2 separate regions of the Homo sapiens genome follow, and region 2 is linked to region 1. A link is a loop called in an ENCODE intact Hi-C map of the cell type or tissue named here. Cell type or tissue: PC-9. All regions are shown on one strand. Region 1 overlaps CASQ2 (calsequestrin 2). Region 2 holds the start of VANGL1 (VANGL planar cell polarity protein 1).

What was found. Peaks named below come from ENCODE experiments on the same cell type or tissue, not always from the same donor. Only the 100,000 strongest peaks of a DNase experiment are listed, where the experiment ranks them.
Region 2: a loop joins it to region 1, with 6 times the contacts of the local background. A loop is called at or near these places in 6 of 110 quality-filtered maps.

Annotation. Positions count from the first base shown.
Region 1 is chr1:115,763,420-115,765,919 of GRCh38, forward strand. All of the region lies in intron 1 of CASQ2 (calsequestrin 2), which reads right to left. Among named protein-coding and RNA genes, the nearest start is that of CASQ2, 4.0 kb to the right of the region's middle. In PC-9, CTCF peaks have their summits at 1,335 (motif pointing left) and 1,535; a DNase peak (open chromatin) is centred at 1,372.
Region 2 is chr1:115,641,359-115,643,858 of GRCh38, forward strand. VANGL1 (VANGL planar cell polarity protein 1) reads left to right here and starts at 612. Exons shown (of 8, transcript NM_138959.3): 1 at 612-728. RefSeq lists a silencer at 344-1,333 and an enhancer at 469-1,227. In PC-9, CTCF peaks have their summits at 1,444 and 1,644; DNase peaks (open chromatin) are centred at 593 and 1,453; H3K4me3 peaks cover 2,496 bases; H3K27ac peaks cover 1,751 bases.

The DNA of each region.
Region 1 (2,500 bases):
AGAGAGGAGGAGTGAATAAGCAATAAGAGGAGGAGCAAATCAAACTGGCTGTGAATAAGCAAGATGGCTGCATTTCCAGTACCCAGCTCCCAAGGCCTGATTTCCTCAGTTTATCAACTGATGGGGTTAGCTGTATTGTGTTTAGAATCCTGATGAAATAGTGAGTGTGGGCTAAAAGAAGCTAGCATTTGTTAAGTATCTTCTGTGTGCCAGAGCTATGCTCTTGCTGGGCAGCCTCATTCAATCCTCACAACAGCACTGTCATCTCCATCTTGCAAACAAGGAAACCAGGTCTATCTGATCTGGAAGCCCGTGTTAGAGCATGCCATCTCTCAAGCACTTCAACCTGAGGGAAATGGTGACATTTCTCAACTCAGGTTGAGAAATGAAGGACTTTCTCTGGCAATATTTATAGGACATGATAGGAGCAGTGGCTTGCACAGCAGTTTCAAGGAAAAAGAGGAAGCAGGAAACAAAGCAGCAAGGAGAAACTGAATTACCTGCCCATGTCCTCTGTCTCTGAGTCCTGTAATGCTAATGGAAGTTGGCCACTGTGGTGTGACTAAATTTACTATCTTGGTGGAAGCTGTAAGAGACAGCATGCAAAATTGCAACTCCCTTTATAATTTGTGTTGACACCCCAATAGAAAAATGAGAAAAGGCATAGAAAAATAATTTATGAAAGAAAAAATACATAAATGGCAAAAGAATTTTATAGAAAACTTTAGCCAGAAATCAAAGAAATGTTCATTAAAACAACAATGAAAAGCGAAGATTTTTAAAACTCTAAAAATTGTGTCAAGATCCAAATATAGGGTAATTATTTTAAAAATATGTATGATGATACAGTGGAATACTATGCTGGTATTAACATTACTGTTTAATAATATAGAAATACAATATATGGATGTGAAAAAAAGCTGGAAACAAAACTGTATAAATGGTATAATTCCCAATTGAAAAATGTATATTTATGTATAGAAAAAAATACTGGAAAGAAATCTACCAGAACATTATCCATGTTTATTTTGGTGTGATTACTTTTATTGCCTTTTAGTTCTTTTCCACATACTCTGAAATTTCTAAATCATATATGCTGCTTTGTTGATGAAGAATACCCAAGGAATCAGAACTGCCAGCTGTTTAAGTCAGGGTTACAGCTATGAAATGAGGGGTTCAGAGCAACCTAGATGACTCCCACAGTTCTTTTGAGCTCTAACATTTCATTCATTCATTCAACAATCATGTGTAGAACATCTGCATAGAACTATGGATTATACAATGACCCTTGGGCCCTCCAGAGCTGGACTCTGGCCAGATTGGAAAGCAAAGTTTGAGTTTGCTGCCTCCTGGTGTCATATTACTTGCCTTTTTCTTGCTAAGCTGTATAGACCTTATCTTCTCCACCTTCTCCTCTTCCCCTTGTCAAGCCCTGTTCTCACGACAGAATTCAGACTCAGGGGATGTAAGTAATTGGCAACATCTCAAAGATCTACCTCTCCCAGAGGACCTTGACTAAGTAGGGACAAAAATCTTACCCTAAAGAAATGAGGCCCTCTTGGCCAAATTTTAGGAAAAAGCTAGCAGGTGGAAAAATACTTGAGAGCCATCAGAATATTTGCTGTTTTGCCAGTAAATTCCTACTCATTTCACAAACCAACTCTGGCCCTTCCTCTTTCCTCTACTCTCCCTGATAAACTTCTAAGTTGCTGTGTTGTTACAGCAACCTCCCTGCACTGTAGCTCTTAGTTTGCATGTTTTCTTCCATGTTCAGCTGTGAGCCACTTGAGGGTCTCATTTTCCCCGTATCCACAGCATCTATCCCAGGGCCCCAACAAAAATTAGGTGGCAGATGCATGACTAATTGAATGGTATTTCAAGTGCCCCTCATCAGGCAGTGACCTCCTCACTCTGTGGATGGAGCTGTTTCTGGCTTTTTTCATTGACATCCCTTAGAGATGCAGACAAAATATACATGACTGGCCACAGTGCCCTTGGAGTTTCTTAGAATGAATGGGGTGGCCCTAGTGTGAGGAGCTATGAGTTTCTAATTCCTAGAAATTCCTCAGGTGTTTCAGCCTGGGGATGGCAACTCCTCACTGGAGAGGGAAATCAACTTAATAGGTTGAGATCAATTTTTAAAATGAAATAGAAGAGAACAGGATAAAAATAGAAAAAAAAATTTAATTCCCCAAGTAATAATAATAAGTATAGTTCATATGAAATTTTTGTTTCTGGTGTGTGTGTGTGTCTGTGTGTGTCTGTATATACTGGGTCATAGTCGGTTATGATAAAAAGTGTCAGAAGCCGCCTTAAGCTGCGAGGGGGAAGGGAGCTGCCTCCCCTCCAGCTATTTGTCCGTGGCTGAGACCACACTGCCTGTTGGATGGACACTGGGAACTGCCTCCTCTTTTCCCCCTACCCCCTAACAGCCACAGCCCTGGAAGCTGACAGACTATTTTTCTTAGTGCAAGTGTGGGGTCTAGAGGATTAAGAGGAC
Region 2 (2,500 bases), 120 kb before region 1:
GAGTTTAAGTGTGTGTATATGGGTTGAGATATGGTGTATATGGATATTTGTCGGTCAGTTCTTGGAAAGTGTGTATATGAGTGTGTGTTGAGTGGGGTTGGGGGGTTAGTCCCTGAGCCGTGTGAATATGTGGATGGGGGCACTCGTGAGGGCAAATGGGCTCGGATTTTGTGCATGATTGTGTGTGTGTGTGTGTGTGTGTGAGCTTGAGATTCCAAGTATGTGGGGGAGGGAGGGGGCGGTGTCGGAGATCAATCCCTGGGCCATGTGTTTATAGTGTGTGTGTCTGCCCAGAAGAGAGTGGGTTACTGGGCTGTGCACGTCTGTGTAGGGTGAGTGTGTGTATGAGGGTGAATGAGTGTGGGAGGTGTCATTCCCTGGTCCGTGTGTAAGAGTGTGACCGCGCACGCCTTCGTGTGTGTCCCGGGTGTGTGGGGTCGGGGCGGTGACGAGGTGAGGGGGACGCCGGCCGAGCCCCGCCCTCCGCTGCAGGTGGGCCGGCCCCGCGGCGGGGCCGGCAGCGCTAGCTGTTCTTGGCTCGCGGCCGCGCCGGGCTCGCAGGGCTGGGCTCGGGCTGCGGGGCGGCGCCGGGACAGGAAGCGGAAAGCAGCAGTGCAGCGGCGGCGGCGGCGGGGCTCTGCCTCTCCAGGAGCCCAGCGCAGGCCGCAGAGCCGGGGCCGCTGTGAGCCGAGACCGCGGGCCGCGGAGCTCGGGCGGCCGGCGCGGAGGTGAGTCCCGCGAGAGGCCGAGCGCTGCGCGGCGGCGGTCCCCGGGGCAGACCGTTGGCTGGGAGACGCCCCCACCTCGGACCCCGCGTGCCCCTGCGCCCTCCTCCCGCATTCGCCCCGCCGGACTTCGACCCCGGGTGGCCGGCTCCCGCCTCGGGCCGGGGGCTCCCTCCCCTCCTCCGGAGCGCTCCGGGTAGTGCTTCCTCTGACTCCACTCTTCTCCCCATGCGTTGCGCCCCTCCTGGCCCTGCCGTGCGATCTCCGCCGCACCCCACTCCTTGGGGTCCCGGGGTTCCCTGCTCACACCTCGGACGTCCCTTTCTCCCCGGGCTGGCCTTTGGAGTGCGCCCCTTCGGTGCGCGTGCCGGGGCGGCGGGCAGGCCGGCAGGGAGTGGCCGAGCGTTGGAGGCACCGGGCGGCTGCAGCAGCCGTGCAGGGCGGGAGCCGGGCGCGCACCGGGGTTCCCACCCCTGGCGGGGCTCGACCCGGGCGCCGCCTGGCCCTTCGCCAGGAACCGGGACAGAGCTGGTCTGTGTGCACACCTCGCTCACAAAAAATTGAGCCGGCCCTGGAGGCCTGGGGGGCGAGTCCGGTTGCGCCTCGGAGAGCGCAACAGGCAGGTAGGAGTTTACTTTCAAAAACGCCGGGGTGGAGCAGAGGCGCCTGGCGGGTCTCTGCCCAAGGTGTCCCTGCTGGAGGAAATCTCACCGCGCCGGGGCAGCCTTCGCCACCGGCAGGACCTCATTTCCTTCTGCAGTCTTTGAACTGCCCCAAGCATCGCGCCTAGAGAAGTGTGAAGCTTTATAAAAATTTAAACGCGTCCGTGGTGGCGGCAGCAGTGGGGCGGAGCCGCGGCCTGGCTGCTGTGTGATGAGCAGATGAGACTTGGAGCTGAGGAATCTGTTGCTCAGTTTTCACTTCTCCAAACCAGGTCTAATGCCCACGCTGCGAAGGTGTTGTGAGCTCTCTTAGATTCTCCTTAGGAAGTGTTAGAGCGCCTTATGATGATGATTGTGTAGATGGCCCATGCATTTTGTTAAAACTCTTGACCTGGCTTTGGTTAGAAATGAATGTATTCTTAGACACTTAGTCCAAAAGCTAACAAACTGTAAAAGAATCTGGCATTTTCACTGACATGTTTATAAATTTTACGGGGCTGCTGAAAAATATTATAACTTGTATCACCAGTCAACAATGCTAATTAGCATTCTCCCGTCAGTGGGTGGGTTGAGTACACAGCTCCCAGGCTCTGCAAGTGAGATGGCAGAAATTGTCTGAATACAGGGAGAGGTAATTAGCCATTTTCTGTAACCACTAATTATAGAGTTTTTAGGGTTGAATTAAATCAATGTGATATAGTTGGGGCTTTGATTTGTGGGAGGAAACTGTTTCTTTTTCCAGTTCAAAGAAATAACACGCTTCACCTATCCATGAGCATTAAACATTCCCAAACGTTGATGTCTCTCAGTATAATTAGTGAAAACACTCAGTGTGGAATTTCACTATTAACAATGTTGGCAGTGAGGCTTGCTTGCAACTTAATTTGTAAGTAAAATGGGAGAAGAATTTTGAGAGTGATATATTTGTAAGGACTGCTTGCCAAGCAGTACATTTTTATTGTCTTATGTATTAAGCAACAGGACAAAACCATAAAGGAAATTTAAAGTTTCTTTACCAAGCAACAATTCCATGTCACCCTTTGTTTGAAGGATAAATGTGTTGAATGAAGAAGGCATCCTCCCCTTCATCATCCCCTTAACACACTTATATAC